Linked DNA regions of Mus musculus: region 1 is linked to region 2. A link is a loop called in an ENCODE intact Hi-C map of the cell type or tissue named here. Cell type or tissue: left cerebral cortex. All regions are shown on one strand. Links, peaks and the distances in the headings refer to the core of each region. The heading gives the core; the rest is flanking DNA.

Region 1 (8,331 bases), core at 283-8,282, 49 kb after region 2:
TAAGGGGGTTCGTGCCCCAATGTAGGAGAATTGCCAGGGCAGGAAGACAGGAGTGGGTAGGTGGGTGGAGGAGCACCCTCATAGTGATAGTAGGGAGGGGGGATGGGATAGGAGGTGTACTGGCTAGTTTTGTGTCAACTTGACACAGCTGGAGTTATCACAGAGAAAGGAGCTTCAGTTGAGGAAATGCCTCCATGAGATCCAACTGTAAGGCATTTTCTCAATTAGTGATCAAGGGGGAAAGGCCCCTTGTGGGTGGGACCATCTCTGGGTTGGTAGTCTTGGGTTCTATAAGAGAGCAGGCTGAGCAAGCCAGGTGAGGCAAGCCAGTAAAGAACATCCCTCCATGGCCTCTGAATCAGCTTTTGCTTCCTGACCTGCTTGAGTTCCAGTCCTGACTTCCTTTGGTGATGAACAGCAGTATGGAAGTGTAAACCAAATAAACCCTTTCCTCCCCAACTTGCTTCTTGATCATGATGTTTGTGCAGGAATAGAAACCCTGACTAAGACAGGAAGTTTCTGGAGGAGAGACCTGGAAAGAGGAAAACGTTTGAAATGTAAATAAAGAAAATATCCAAGAAGAAGAAGAAGAAGACAAAGAAGAAGAAGAAGAAGAAGAAGAAGAAGAAGAAGAAGAAGAAGAAGAAGAAGAAGAAGAAGAAGAAGAAGAAGAAGAAGAGGCAATAGCTGAAAGACTCTCTGGGTCCTACATGTAATTTAAATTCCCTTTAAGTCTAGATCATTTAAATAAACTAGTATTTTTTTCCTGAAATACAATATTGGAAGAATAATCTGAACTGTTGTGTAGATTAAAATAAAAGTAAGTAAAGAGCTACTGATGGTCTGGAGAGATGGTTCAGTGGTCAAGAGAACTGGCTGCTCTTACAGAGGACTCACATTCGTTCGCAGCACCCACATGGTGGCTCACAACCACATATGACTTCTTTTACCTCTTTGTACACCAGGTACATGTGTGGTACAAAAACATACATGCAGAAAAAACACCCATGCACATGAAGAAAAATAACAAAAAGCAAACAGAGAAACATGCCACAAGCCTGCTTCTGAGGGTGTCCCCGGACAAGCTAGGTGAATGCTGTGAGGGGACTTCCTTGACATTCAAGTTAAAGAGACCAGAATCCAGCAGGAGCACAGGAAGGATTTTCAGACTTGAAGGTGCAGCCAGAGATGCTCAGCCAAGGACACTTGGGCATCCTTTCTTTCCTCCATCGTGGGTCAGTGGGTGACGGAGGATGTCCTGCATCCTTATTACATACACCAGGGAAGAACTGAAACTTCTCAGCAGCCAGGGAAGCAAACTGTGTGTCTTTGAGGGACTTGGGGCTGTTCTCCTGGCACTGGGAGAGGTTACTTAAGGACCACTCCTCACAGTTCCCCCTGAAGCCCTGGCTCACTGCCTCTCAGGATGACGGGCTTGTCTTAGTGACAACCCTATGAAAGTTGCCCCAGTCTGTGTTCCAACCTTCGGTGCCAAGTTCATTATCATGTTCTGTAAGGATCCTCTCCTTTTTCGTCAACTCAAGAAAGTTCCTCAAACTGTGGGTAATGTCACGTGAAAGAGGAGGCTGTGTAAAATCTGGCAACAGTAAAAGTTGTGGGACTGTAACAGCCACAGAGTTTGTATGGAACCAAGCTTACACTGGGTCGGAGATATTCCTTGCAGCGTCGACCCATGTTGCATTAAGGATATTCACTACAGCCGGCCTCCGAGCACACGCATGCGCATTTCACAGTGCATGGACCGCTCTGCTCTGTTGCATGCTGCCGAGAACACCCCAGATCAGATCTGAGATTATTATGTGCTAGGAATCGCCGTGATTTCTTACTGTGTGTCTAATGTTTTCTGCTCTTATAGAAACACAATGGTTCAGTCACAGACAACAAAGACTTGTGATATCTTCTTACATCGTCCCACCGAGTTGGGTGATGGTTGGTTTAGGATCAGTTTGGAACACTGAGACTCACCTGAGCAAGGATCCTCGCTTGAAACAGTCCTGACTGTCCTGCTGAGGCAGGCCTGCAGAGGGTGGTGCTTTGTGCTAGCAAGGCAGATGAACAGAACAGAGGGAAGGCTGCTCACCCATCCTCTGCTTCTGTACAGCCTCCATCCCCCTACTGCTGCTGCCTCCTTCTTGCTATCAGAACCAGCGTTAACAGACTCCAGTTGTTGAGTGAGGACCAGTGGCTTCCAGGAACCTTCCATGCATTTGGTGTAGGACAGGGATTGTTGAAACATCCCTCTTTGTGGACTGAAAAACTACCAGATGTTGGTTTCTCCAGTGACACACAGCTGGGGGTGGGGGTGGGGAGGAGGAGAACAGGCTCCTCCCACTGCTGAGGCTCCCTGCCCCAAGATCCTAGAGACCACCAAGTTCTCTTCCTCTCAGGTATGAGACACGGTTGTTAATATTTAATGTAAGCCGATTTAATAAATTCATTGTAAAAATGTAACTTTATTTGTGCTTTATGCGTATGGGTGTTTCCCTTGCTTGTATATCTGTGCTGTGTACAGTGTACAGTGTATGTGGAGGCCAGAAGAGGGTGGCAGATTGTCGGGAACTACAGTTAGGGATGGTGGTGAGTTACTATGTGAGTGCTGGAAATCACCCAGGTCCTCTGGAAGAGCAGCCAGTGCTCTTAACTACAGAGCCATCTCTCTGTCCCCAGATAAATTCTTTTAACCCCTATACTCATCCTATTCGTGTGTTCCTCTGGAGGACCTGACTATACAGTGTGTAGCTATCAGAGATGTCTAAGGTTAGATTGGGTTGTGTCAGACAAACAGCACATCTATCTCACAGGTCAAACATTTGTATTCAGCTTTAATAAACAGCACAATTACATGCACACCAAAGAGTTGTTGAAAAGAAATTATTTATGATCTACTATCAGTAAGTGTTTGCTTTACCCACCTGTTTTATAGATCTCTGTACCTAGCGTGAGCTTTAGTTTGAATATCAAGTTGACACAATCTAGAGTCATCTGAGAAGAGGGTGTCAACCAGGGATTGCCTAGATGAGATATCGTGTGTACAGGTCTGTGTGGAGAGGATACTGATAACCTTAATAGATGTGGGGGCCCTAACAGTGGGAGACACTTTTCCTCCCTGAGTTTGGGTCCCGGATTGTATGAAGGGGCAGTAGTGGGCATGCAAACCTGAACTCACTGCTCTCTACTCTTGACTGCAGAAGTGTGGCCAGCTCTCCCAAGCTTCTACTCCCCCATGATGGACTGTAATCTGCAACCGAGTATAAATAAGCCCGTTTCCCCTAAGTTGATTTGTCAGGGTGTTTTACCACAGCCACAGGAAATGAAACATCTGTGGTCATGTAAACATTTCTCAGATGAGAAGGAAGGACTCGAGGCAAAGACTTAGGAAGCCCTGCAATAGGCACCTGGGCATCAGGTCTTCTGAGCACTGCTGGGAGGTTGCCCACCTCTGATGGTCTGCCTAGTAAATGGTAGAAGCCAGGGAATGCCCAGGCTCTAAGACATAAAACAATGCTCCTCAAACCGTCCTAATGCTGCAACTTTTAACAGTTCCTCAAGCTGTGGTGACCCCAAGCATAAAATAATTTTCATTGCTACCTCATAACTGTAATTTTGAATCATTTCATCAATATCTGTGTTTTCTGATGGTCTTAGGCAATGCCTGTGAAAGCATCATTCACGGAGAACTCCTGCTCTAAAAAGTTTTGCTACAAAACAACTCAAAAGGCAATATCATTAAATATCTACAAAGCGGGACACAAGAAAACTAGTCTGAGGCTGCTGAGCCCACCCTTTGCTTTCACGAGAATTAAGGGACATTTTATGACACAGGTGTACCTCAATGTGCTTTGTAGGTGAGTGCAGGTTCTCAAATGGAAGAGCCACAGGCTTTCTGGAGCTTTCTATGGCCCTGTGGGTTCCCAAAGTGGGTCTCAAAGTGGGCCTCCTCTCTTTCCTCCACCATTCCAGTCCTATTGGAAATCTGCCTCAGTCATGTCACACGGGGGAGATGTTCTCTGCCACTCCCTCCAGATGACAGAAATGTGCTTTATGCTGATGCTCAGGGATGTCGCTCTTCTGTCCCTAGGGTGGGTACCAGAGACTGACGAAGGAGTCGGGCACAGACCTGAGGACAGGTGAGTCTTCACAGTCTCCGTCCTCCTCATCAGGACTGTCCTGTCCTGAAAGGAGAGCCTGCCATATTTCAGTTCTAGTGTCTTGCAACATGGATCCTTCTCTGCTCCATGGCTTTTGCCGCACTGCCCTGTGTGTGAGTGTCTGTCTTTCTCTGTTTCTCCCTGTCTCTCCCTGTCGCCCTGTCTCCCTGTCTTTCCCTGTCTTTGTCTCTCTCTCAAGCTTGAAGTCTTCCTGTCTTCCTTGTTATTAGCACATTGACTGACAATAATATTTTTCATGATAAGTTGTCAAAGGGCCATTGCAAAAAATTCGGTAATGACCATTATTAACCCAGTGTCTGCCAGCTTTCTCAACCCTTGGCTGTTAGAAACTGCTAGAAATCCATGGACTCACACTCAGTGCAAGACTGAATTTGGTATTTTCGATGTGTCCTGCAGCCACACAGGACTTTAGACTGTACTTACAAACACTTGCTCCAGAGAACAATGTGATGAGTCCCTGCTTTGCTGAAGCAAAAACAAACAAAGAAACAAGCAAACCTTGGTTTTCCACGAACTCAGGATGGAAAGTGAGGAGTGTGCCGTGGAGGAAAGTACCCAGGAAGCTCACACAGTCATGCAGCCGCCTTAGTGGTGAGGCCGTGGGCTAATCCATCCACGGAGTCACAGTCAGAACAGACCCTGGGAGATGGTGGAACTTCAGATAGAGGGGCCTGAATAGGGGACTAGTTATCATGGCTGTTCCAAGAAAGACACCCCCTTCTTTCTGTCACTCTCTTTGCTCCCTGGTAGGCATGAGTTGAACAGTTCCTTTCTCCACAATCTTCATTACCACGATGCTCTCACCTCAGGCCTAAACTAAGGCAGCCAGAGAACCACACTGGGAACCTCTCTAGGCTCCAAAATGAGCCCTTCCCTTTTGGTCCCTCTGGTCCTTGTCAGAGTGATGGACCTCTCTCAGATGTGGGAGTCTCTAGAAAGGTTCTTTGTCCTCCCAATTCACATGACCTTCTGTGGACTTCTGGAAGAGTGAAGCTTGCTCCTCCCCCTTCTGCATTTCTGAGGGTGACAGGGCTTATTCAGTCAACCTCTGAACCTTGGAGTCAATTTTGCACAACACAGGGTCCCAGCTTTTCCAGGGATGCTGAGGGTCTGAACCCGGGTCTCCATGGTTTTGCAGCAGGCACTGAAGCAAAGGAGACAGCTCTCTAGACCTTGCCTTGCTTCTCTGGATGTTAGTACTTTTCTGTTTAAGTTTATGATGCTCTGTGGGTAAGATTTGTGTAAGATGTGAGGCTTAGGTTAATGTTTTGTTGTGTGTGTGTCTGTTTTAGCTGCTTCAACAGTGTTTTTTGTTTTTTAAATAATAATCCTTCTGCGAGAAATAATTTCAGGGTTGCAAAGAAAGAGACCCTCATTCCAAGACAAACATGCCTTTTTCTGCGAGAAATAATTTCAGGGTTGCAAAGAAAGAGACCCTCATTCCAAGACAAACATGCCTTTTGATCCAGAGGATGCACTCAGAAGAGACACAGAGGCAGTGTGTGCATTCGGTTTGTCTAACTCAGGTGGTGACTGGATCTTTTCCCAGTTGACTGAGGTCAGGCCTCACTCTAGCATTTAATTGGCTAGTCTGAAAAGATTTGGTGAGTGGGAAATGAAGGTAAAAAAGGGAAGGGTGTCACTGCCATCAGCCATCAGCTTCCTGGAATGCAGTAGGAGGCCTTGTGTAAACCAAGGTTTTCCTGGGTGGAGGGATTCAAACACTTGCATCAAACTCTTACAAGGTGATGGAAACAAAAATATCGGAATCCCTTGTTCTAAACAGGAGTTTATAGTGTTTGATAGAAGAGAGTGGGATTTGATATTTCTGCACTTCTTCCGTTGAACTGATTCCCTATCTTTGTCTAACATGGGGTGAGCGAGTCTCTGTGGCTGAGTTCCTGATCCCTTCGTGGATCTCATTGAGCCACGTCTCCTTAAAGCCAATAACTAGACACTTCCCATCCTAAACGCTGAGTGTTCAGAGCAGGGAGCCTGATTTCTCCCCCTTGTTCTTTCTTCCAGATCTGAGATGAAACCTGTTGTGAGCTTGTCATGGATGCTCTCTATCCAATGCTACTCAGTTAAGTTGCTGAGAGCTTTGATCACAAAGAGTGCTGGGTCCTGCCAGGAGCTTTTGAAAGTTCCTTATGTGGCAGAGTATGCTGATCGGTTTTGGATTATAAACAAGCCTTCCTTGTCTACCTTGAATTAACCCAACCTTGTCATGGATCGCTATCACTGAACTCTGTTTGCTAGGGTTTTTCAGAAGGCTTCTGTGCTTAAGTTCATGAGAATGTCATAGATACGTTCTCTCTGCCCTTTGTCTTACTGGTTTCAGCTGGTTTTGGAGAGAAGGCAGTACTGGACACATAAAGGACACTGTGATGTTCCTTCCTGTACTGACTATTCTTGGCTGTCACCTGGATTGACTTGAGAGTTGCCCTGGGGAGAGTAAGGGGGCCTGTGGGTGTGTCTGTGAGGCTGTTTCTAGAGTGCCTGGTGCTTGAGTCAGTGATTGAGTTGGGTGAAGACCCACCCTGACTGGGGCTGGCTCTGTCCAGTAGGCCCCAAGCTGAGGTGGAAGGAAGAGGGAGGCAGATGGCACATGTGGAGGCCACTTCTCCTGAGCAAATGACCCTGTGTGTGCTGCCTTGGTTTGAGGACCTCAGTCACCAGGTCCCTGGCCTTTCCTGCAGACTCCCACTAAGGGCTGTGGAGGCAACCTCCTGGCCCTCAGCCTTTGAATGAGGCTGACTTACTGCTCCCTGTTGTCCTGAAGGTACTGGATTGGTGGCCAGAGCCACTCACTGAGTCCTTTGTCCCTTCAGCATGGGGATGACAATTGTAGGGGTGTCCAACCTGCTGTGGTGTCAGCCAACCTAATACATCTTTTAAAATGATAGGTGAAGTTGGCCCAGCATGGTGGTAGACACCTGTAATATTAGGATTCAGGGTCATATGGATATTTCTGAGTTCAAGGCAAGGCTACATAGAATTCCAGGACAATCAGAATTATAGATAGACCCTGTCTCAAACAAACAAACAAGCCAAAAAATCACACCAAACCAAATCAAACAAACAAAGAAACCCCTAGTTTTTAAAGATACAAATGATATGTATGCATATATGGGGAAAGAGACAGACAGACAGAGTTATATAACGTATATTTTGCCAGAGAACCTGACTAACAAACTCTGTCTTGGTTCTTGGAATGCATCATGTATCTTTGGCATGCATTTAAAAAAAAAAACATCTCACAGAATTTTCCAATAAAATTATCAGGACCCAGGCAATTCATTTTTGGAATCTGTTATGCTAGTAATATGATTCTTTACTTATTACAGGACTAGTTAGATTCCTTTGCTCCGTTTTGGTTTTAGAGAAGTTGATTGGACCTTTTTTAAAGCTGATAGGTCCCTTCCACTGTAATTATGAGAGAGCTAAGGGTTTGTGGTAAGTGCTTCTTTATTGCCCACCCTCCTCATTTCTGGAGACAGGGTTTCTCTGTATAACAGCTCTAGCTGTCCTGGAAATCACTTTATAGACCAGGCTGTCCTCGAACCCTGAGATTTGCTGTCCTTGCATCGTGAGTGCTCAGGTTAAAGGAGTGTGTGTACCACCACCCCCCAGGCCTATTTTGTTGGTGTGAACTGTGATCCATGCCTTCTTTCTGCTTTTGTTGGTCTTACTAGATGTTTATCAATTTTCATAATATTTTCAACAATATAATTTTTTGTCTTATTGATTTTTTTCTATTGTTCTCATGTTTTCTTTCTCTCTGTTGTCTTAGGGTTTCTATTATTCTGTAGCGACACCATAGGGATGCTTAGAAAGAAAAGCATTTAATTTGGACTGACTTACAGATCCTGAAGTTTTTCATTCGTTATCCTCATAGCTAGAAGTATGTTGGCCTGCAAGCAGACATGGTGCTGCAGAGGGAGCTGAGAGTTACTTCCTCCAACAAAGCTCCACGCCCACTCTAACAGGTCACATCTCCTCATAGTGCCAGTCCCTTTGAGCCTACAGGGGCCATTTTCTTTCAGAAGACCACAACTGGTTTCTTTCTTTCTTCTTTCTCTCTCTCTTTCTTTCTTTCTTTCTTTCTTTCTTTCTTTCTTTCTTTCTTTCTTCCTTTCGA
Region 2 (8,331 bases), core at 142-8,141:
AGCCAGCTCAGTCATCGGGGTCTCAAAGGAGGGAGGGAGGTTAAAGAAAGAAAAGACAATTAAACAACATTATAACACGACCCCAACCAGGGCTGATGTGGGTTTATTTTTCTCCAGCTTGCTTTTATGTCATCTAAGGTCAGTTCTTAGATTAAAGACAATGTAGTCAAACAAGGCAATAAACAGGATGACCAAGACACAAGGAACACAGTACATTATTCTTATCTGAGCCTCCTCCCTTGTCCTCCAAGCCAAAAGTAAATATTCTTGCCAATATCCTTGAAGCTGCATCAAGGACTCTCCACACTGTGAGTATCCACATCTTAAGTCAGCCACCTATCCACTGAGGTTTGACCATCACTGAAGATAAGCCAAGGGTCAGATGTGTTCTGTTTCTCCTCATGCCCCTTTCCTTCTGTGTGACTCAGAAATGTATTCATGCCCCTTTCCTTCTGTGTGACTCAGAAATGTATTATTAAGAGAGACCAGAAACAAAAAAAAAAGAGACCAGATACTGCCGGGCAGTGGTGGCACACACCTTTAATCCCAGCACTTGGGAGGCAGAGGGAGGCAGATTTGAGTTCAGGGCCAGCCTGGTATACAGAGTGAGTTCCAGGACAGCCAGGGCTACACAGAGAAACCCTGTCTCGAAAAACCAAAAAGAAGGAGGAGGAGGAGATGAAGTGGGGGGGAGGAGGAGGAGGAGGAGGAGGAGGAGGAGGAGGAAGAGGAGGAAGGAGGAGGAGGAGGGGGAGGAGGAGGATGAAGGAGGAGGAGGAGGAAGAAGAAGGAGAAGGAGAAGGAGAAGAAGAAGAAGAAGAAGAAGAAGAAGAAGAAGAAGAAGAAGAAGAAGAAGAAGAAGAAGCAGCTGCTGCCTCTGCTCTTTCCGAGGTCCTGAGTTCATTCAAATTTCAGCAACCACATGGCGGCTTACAACCATCTGTAATGGGATCCGATGCCCTCTTCTTGTGTGTCTGAAGACAGTGACAGCATATGGACATACATAAAATAGACAATCTTTTAAAAGGGGAAGGAGGAGGAGGAGGAAACAGAGGAGAAGGGTTTTCACCTGAAGAGTCTCTGTCACAATATCAGTTCCCAAGGCTGTGCTATATCTGTGACCTGTCAGTTTGCTGGTGAAATTATAAGTAGCAAAGAAGGGTGGCAAGATGAAGGGCAGTTCTGCCATCAACGAGATGGTGACCCAAGAATACACCATCAATGTTCACATGCACATCCATGGAGTAGGCTTCAAGTAGTGTGCTCTTAGGGCACTCAAAGACCATGAAGGAATGGGGAACTCCAGATGTGCCCATTGACACCAGGCTCAATAAAGCCTTCTGGGCTGAGGGAATAAGGAATGTTCCTTATTGCATCCGAGTACATTTGTCCAGAAAACATAATGGGGATGAGGAGTCACCAAACAAGCTCTACACATTGGTAACTTACTCTTACGTGCCTGTTCCACATTCAAAGATCTACAGTCAATGTGGGTGAGAACTAACCTGCTGAATGCCAAATAAAGCTGCAGAACCACCGAAGAAGGAGGAGGAGGAGGAGGAAAGGAGGAAGAGGAGGAAGAAAGAAAGAAAAGGAAAAAAGAAAACCTGGGTGTTGAATTTTCACCAGACCTGACAATAACTCTTTCCTTTCCTTCATTTCCCATTCACCAAATCTTTTCAGACTAGCCAATTAAATAATACAGTGAGGTCTGACTCCAGCCAATTGGGAAAAGATCCAGTCACCACCTGAGTTAGACAAACCGAATGCACACACTGCCTCTGTGTCTCTTCTGAGTGCATCCTCTGGATCAAAAGACATGCTTGTCTTGTTCAGACATTCAGTTGGAATCGGGGTCTCTTACTTTGCAACCCTGAAATTATTTCTCACAGAAGGAGTATTATTTAAAAACAACACAAAAACATTCCTGAAGCAACTAAACAGCCACACACAAAACAGTAAACTTTTTGTTTTGTTTTGTTTTGTTTTGTTTTGTTTTCGAGACAGGGTTTCTCTGTATGGTCCTGGCTGTCCTGGAACTCACTTTGTAGACCAGGCTGGCCTTGAACTCTGAAATCTGCCTGCCTCTGTCTCCCAAGTGCTGGGATTAAAGGTGTGTACCACCATGCCCGGCAAAACAGTAAACTTTAACCCAAGTTTCACATCTTACACAAATCTTACCCACAGAGCATCATAAACTTAAATAGAAAAGTGCTAACATCCAGAGAAGCAAGGCAAGGTCTAGAGAGCTGTCTCCTTTGCTTCAGTGCCTGCGGCAAAACCATGGAGACCTGGGTTCAGACCCTCAGCATCCCTGGAAAAGCTGGGACCCTGTGTTGTGCAAAATTGACTCCAGGGTTCAGAGGTTGACTGAATAAGCCCTGTCACCCTCAGAAATGCAGAAGGGGGAGGAGCAAGCTTCACTCTTCCAGAAGTCCACAGAAGGTCATGTGAATTGGGAGGACAAAGAACCTTTCCAGAGACCCCCACGTCTGAGAGAGGTCCGTCACTCTGACAAGGACCAGAGGGACCAAAAGGGAAAGGCTCACTTTGGAGCCTAGAGAGGTTCCCAGTGTGGTTCTCTGGCTGCCTCAGTTTAGGCCTGAGCTGAGAGAGTCATAGTGATGAGGACTGTGGAACCAAAAGATGACCCACATTGTCGGAAAGTCCTCATAAACCAAGAGAACAGGTTTCCATTTCTGGCTAAGAACATGTAAAACATGAGGTATGGAAAACATGTTTTCAACCTACACTTAATTCAGGGTCCCAGTGATAAATGATTGCCCATTGCCATGCAAATATGTTTCCAACACAACTTGGCCCATAACAAAGACCACCAAACCCATGAGGTGTGACTCCCCACCAACCTAATGTAGATTCTTGATTTTACGCAGCATTTTTCTCATATTCGATTATTCCCCCCCCCCGCCCCCATAAAAGCAGATGTTTCCTGTTAACCTTATGGTTTTGCCCCATTGCTCTTGCACATCTCGAATTCAGATGAGACAGACAGCTGACAAGTCCAGAGTGCATCCTTAATAAAGCTTGTTTCAATTATTCAATCCGGGAAGTGACCGTTCTCCTCCAATGTTTGAGGCTAACAAAGAAATGTGGAAGAAGGGAGCAAAGACAGTGACAAGAAGTAGGGATGTCTCTCTAGGACCAACCCCTGCCACACCAACTCCGGTGGAGTCTGTGTGACATGCAGCACAAAGTATGTTCAGACCTGAGACGGGTGTTCCCCGGAACCCAGTCTCCCGGAGGTTACTGGCACGGAGCCGTAAAACTTGCACAGGCTCAGCAATTGCTCTTTGCGGTGGGGTGATCTGTGTTTCTTCCTTCTTCCTCATGGCCTTCTTGGTCCTTATTGCTGATTCTGATAAAAAATCATTACTACCTTGATTGATCAAGGATGGAACATTTGGGGATGTGATGAATGCATTGCAGCAACAGGAATCGTTTGTAGAAAATGCAGATGAAGTTGATGATAGTCATAGAGTTCAAGCTTGAAGGGGGCCTAAAAGTCCCATTCAGGATGAGCAAGAGTTTATTAAGAATGAGCTAGGCATTCCTGTAAGAATAGTTGTGGAAGGAAGCAGTAATTAGAGGCAGATGGTGGGCCCCTCCTATATACAGGGAACCCTATAAGTTAAGAATAACTGCAGGACCTTTACCTTATACAGGGGCCTATGATGAGAATGAAGATAGATGGCTAAATATTAATGGAGAGAGAATTTTATACTATACATTAAATTTTATGGAGTGACTTGCCAGAGAGCAAGGCCTCCTTGGTGTGTGATGACAAACAGAGGTCAGAGAGCAATCATAAGGCAAATACATAGCTATTGGAGAAAATATAAGGGCCTGTTCTCTAAAGAGGGTTTGATAGAAGCAGTCACAAAATTTCCAAATTGGCCATGTAAGACCCCAACTCCTATGTGTTTCTTAGGCCCCTAGAAATGAAGCCCAGCATGGGGTTCTTTGTTCTTTTCTCCTCAGCCTGAAAGAAAGGTGACTGCTGGGTGACCCACCCAGGCATTTGACCCTTTGTGGAAAGGGACCAAGAATGTTTCACACAACCTCCCCTGTCTGTCTCTGTTATCTAATCTTCCCCTCACTTTCCCAGAGAGGTGAGCTGTAATTCACCATCCCTGGTTTTTACAATGTTTACACAACTTCCCCAGCCTCTGTGATCTAACCCTCCCCTCACTTTTTGGGAGAGAGCTGTAATTCACCATTCCCCCCCCCCCCCCCCCCCCGTTGTTGTTTTTTTTTTTTTTTTTTTTTTTACGATGTTTAACCTATCCTTCCCTCACTTTACAATTCATTCTTTAAAAACCCTGGACTGCAATTACTGGGGGTTGATCTCCTCTGCCCCGGTGTGGGTTACAAGCTCAGCCTCAGTATGCTGATAATATTTGAATAAACCTCATGCAATATTGCATCAAGAACGGTTTCTCTCAAGTATTGGGGCATTGGCTCATCCCGGGACTAGAGCGAGGGTCTCCCCAGAAACGGGGGAGGGGGGGGTCTTTCAGCCAGAAGGCCCATAGAATTGTGAAGTTGGTATAAGTTAAAGTTAATCTTCTGACTGTATTTTGTAAGCCTCGGCTGGCAAAATTCTAAGAATAGGCTGACCACTGTCTGGGTGTCAAGATATTTCTCAAGAACTGCTTCCTGTTTGATAGTTTTGGTTTCAAGATAACTTGTTAATGTTTATCACTGGGGTATGAGATGCTCCATGTAATGGCCTGTAAGCCAAACACTGTGCTCCTCATTGAGTGTACATAACCTCAGCTGATAGCAAAGCAAATCACAGCAGCTCCCTATTCAGGCCCCACTGTCTGAAGTTCCACCATCTCCAGGGGTCTGTTCTGACTCTGACTCTCTCACCTCACTTTCCTCCTGAGTTCTTGGAAAAGCAAGGTCTGTTTTTTTCTTTGTTCTTCCCTCAGCAAAGTAGGAACTCATCACACTGTTCTCTGGAGCAAGTGTTTGTAAGTTCAGTCTAAAGTCCTGTGTGGCTGCAGGACACATGGAAATACCAAATTCAGTCTTGCACTGGGCATGAGTCCTTGGTTATTTCTAGCAGTTTCTAACAGCCAAGGATTGAGAAAGCTGGCAGGAATTGGGTTAATAATGGTCACTACTGAATAATGATCACAGTCCTGATGAGGAGGACGGAGACTGTGAAGACTCACCTGTCCTCAGGTCTGTGCCCGACTCCTTAGTCTCTGGTACCCACCCTAGGGACAGAAGAATCACATCCCTGAGCATCAGCATAAAGCACATTTCTGTCATCTGGAGGGGGTGGCAGAGAACATCTCCCCCGTGTGGCATGACTGAGGCAGATTGCCAGTAGGACTGGATGGTGGAGGAAAGAGAGTGGGGCTTGGGATGTGCATGGCTCCAGAGAACCCTGACTCATTCTCTGAGGTTGAAAACAGAGAAGAGAAAAGAAAGACTGAGGAGATTCTCAAAATTCCTTTAAGAGAATCCAGGAGCGTTCATGCAGGGTTTGTGCTCTTTCAAGCTAGCTCAGTTCCCACCATCTCAAGTAATCCACACGCTGTGGATCCCAGCCAGTTCCTAACCTGGAGGCCCACTTCTGGCTTCTACCATTTACTAGGCAGACCATCAGAGGTGGGCAACCTCCCAGCAGTGCTCAGAAGACCTGATGCCCAGGTGCCTATTGCAGGGCTTCCTAAGTCTTTGCCTCGAGTCCTTCCTTCTCATCTGAGAAATGTTTACATGACCACAGATGTTTCATTTCCTGTGGCTGTGGTAAAACACCCTGACAAATCAACTTAGGGGAAACGGGCTTATTTATACTCGGTTGCAGATTACAGTCCATCATGGGGGAGTAGAAGCTTGGGAGAGCTGGCCACACTTCTGCAGTCAAGAGTAGAGAGCAGTGAGTTCAGGTTTGCATGCCCACTACTGCCTCTTCATACAATCCGGGACCCAAACTCAGGGAGGAAAAGTGTCTCCCACTGTTAGGGCCCCCACATCTATTAAGGTTATCAGTATCCTCTCCACACAGACCTGTACACACAATATCTCATCTAGGCAATCCCTGGTTGACACCCTCTTCTCAGATGACTCTAGATTGTGTCAACTTGATATTCAAACTAAAGCTCACGCTAGGTACAGAGATCTATAAAACAGGTAGGTAAAGCAAACACTTACTGACAGTAGATCATAAATAATTTCTTTTAAACAACTCTTTGGTGTGCACGTAATTGTGCTGTTTATTAAAGCTGAATACAAATGTTTGTACCTGTGAGATAGATGTGCTGTTTGTCTGACACAACCCAATCTAACCTTAGACATCTCTGATAGCTACACACTGTATAGTCAGGTCCTCCAGAGGAACACACGGATAGGATGAGTATAGGGGTTAAAAGAATTTATCTGGGGACGGAGAGATGGCTCTGTAGTTAAGAGCACTGGCTGCTCTTCCAGAGGACTTGGGTTTTGATTCCCAGCACCCACATGGTGTTCACCACCGTCCCTAACTCTAGTTCCAGACAGTCTGCCATCCTTTTCTGGCCTCCACATACATTGTGCACTGACCACGTCAGCTCAGTCAGTCAACAGGTTCTCCAGCCCAGGAGTGAGGATTAAAAAGAAAAAAACACAATTAGACAACATTATAGTATGGTCCCAGCTAGTTCTGAGGCTGAGGCAGGTTTATTTTTTCCCAATCTGCTTGGTTTTTTTTTTTTTTTTTTTTTTTTTTTGGAGACAGGGTTTCTCTGTAAAGCTCTGGCTGTCCTAGAGCTCACTCTGTAGACCAGGCTGGCCTCGAACTCAGAAATCCACCTGCCTCTGCCTCCTGAGTGATGGCATTAAAGGCGTACGCCTCCGCCACCACCACCGCCCAGCTCCCAATCCGCCTTTAAAGGTAATAAACAAAGTACCCTGATCACTCCCATGATAGCTGTTTCTAAGGTCTCCTCAGGTTGATCAAAACATCTGAGCCTCCTTTTTTGTTCTACCCTAAAAATAGATTCCTGTCTGAACTTACTTTCTCTTTCTAGCCTAAAATTAGATTCCTGCCTGAAGTCCATTTCCTTGTCCATGGCCAAAGTCAGATTCCTGCCAAGCTGCCCCCAAAGCTCCTCATAGTATGCACACAGCACAGATATACAAGCAAGGGAAACACCCATACACATAAAGCACAAATAAAAGTCACAAACCGGGCAGTGGTGGCACACGCCTTTAATCCCAGCACTCGGGAGGCAGAGGCAGGCAGATTTCTGAGTTCGAGGCCAGCCTGATCTACAAAGTGAGTTCCAGGACAGCAAGGGCTAAACAGAGAAACCCTGTCTCGAAAAAAAAAATTAACAACCGTGTCTCATACCTGAGAGGAAGAGAACTTGGTGGTCTCTAGGATCTTGGGGCAGGGAGCCTCAGCAGTGGGAGGAGCCTGTTCTCCTCCTCCCCACCCCCACCCCCAGCTGTGTGTCACTGGAGAAACCAACATCTGGTAGTTTTTCAGTCCACAAAGAGGGATGTTTCAACAATCCCTGTCCTACACCAAATGCATGGAAGGTTCCTGGAAGCCACTGGTCCTCACTCAACAACTGGAGTCTGTTAACGCTGGTTCTGATAGCAAGAAGGAGGCAGCAGCAGTAGGGGGATGGAGGCTGTACAGAAGCAGAGGATGGGTGAGCAGCCTTCCCTCTGTTCTGTTCATCTGCCTTGCTAGCACAAAGCACCGACCTCTGCAGGCCTGCCTCAGCAGGACAGTCAGGACTGTTTCAAGCGAGGATCCTTGCTCAGGTGAGTCTCAGTGTTCCAAACTCATACTAAACCAGCCATCACCCAACTCGGTGGGACGACGTAAGAAGATATCACAAGTCTTTGTTGTCTGTGACTGAACCATTATGTTTCCATAAGAGCAGAAAACATTAGATGCACAGTAAGAAATCACGGCGATTCCTAGCACATAATAGTCTCAGGTCTGATCTGTGTGTGGCGTTCTCAGCAGCATGCAACAGAGCAGAGCAGTCCATGCACTGCGAAGTGTGCATGCATGTGCTCAGAAGCAAGGCTGTAGTGAACGTTCATAACACAACTGTAGCTATCCAGTAGCTTACTGGCCAGCAGGGCTCACCTGAAGGAAGGGCTGGCAATGAAGAGGGCAGGGATGGAGAGAAACATGAAGCCAAGACGAAGTTCTGATCAAATCTCCAAGTTTGATATTCAGTATAGTGTATATATAGGGAAAAACCACAAAACCCATCCCCAGGAGAATACTGCGAGATAGCAAAAGTACAGCAGCCAATCCGATAAGTTTCCATATGTTGTCAGCTGTAAATTCCA

The links. Hi-C counts contacts between places; a loop is a spot of excess contacts. Peaks named below come from ENCODE experiments on the same cell type or tissue, not always from the same donor. Only the 100,000 strongest peaks of a DNase experiment are listed, where the experiment ranks them.
Region 1: it touches region 2 in a loop (4-fold over the local background); 20 of 42 quality-filtered maps call a loop at or near these places.

Annotation. Positions count from the first base shown.
Region 1 is chr7:75,832,111-75,840,441 of GRCm38, forward strand. It overlaps Gm51489 (a long non-coding RNA gene), which reads left to right. Exons shown (of 3, transcript XR_003946804.1): 2 at 4,100-4,148. Among named protein-coding and RNA genes, the nearest start is that of Klhl25, 12 kb to the right of the region's middle. In left cerebral cortex, for the core only: no CTCF peak of the experiment used is centred there; no DNase peak of the experiment used is centred there.
Region 2 is chr7:75,782,882-75,791,212 of GRCm38, forward strand. No RefSeq gene overlaps it. Among named protein-coding and RNA genes, the nearest start is that of AU020206, 4.9 kb to the left of the region's middle. In left cerebral cortex, for the core only: no CTCF peak of the experiment used is centred there; DNase peaks (open chromatin) are centred at 3,193 and 5,364.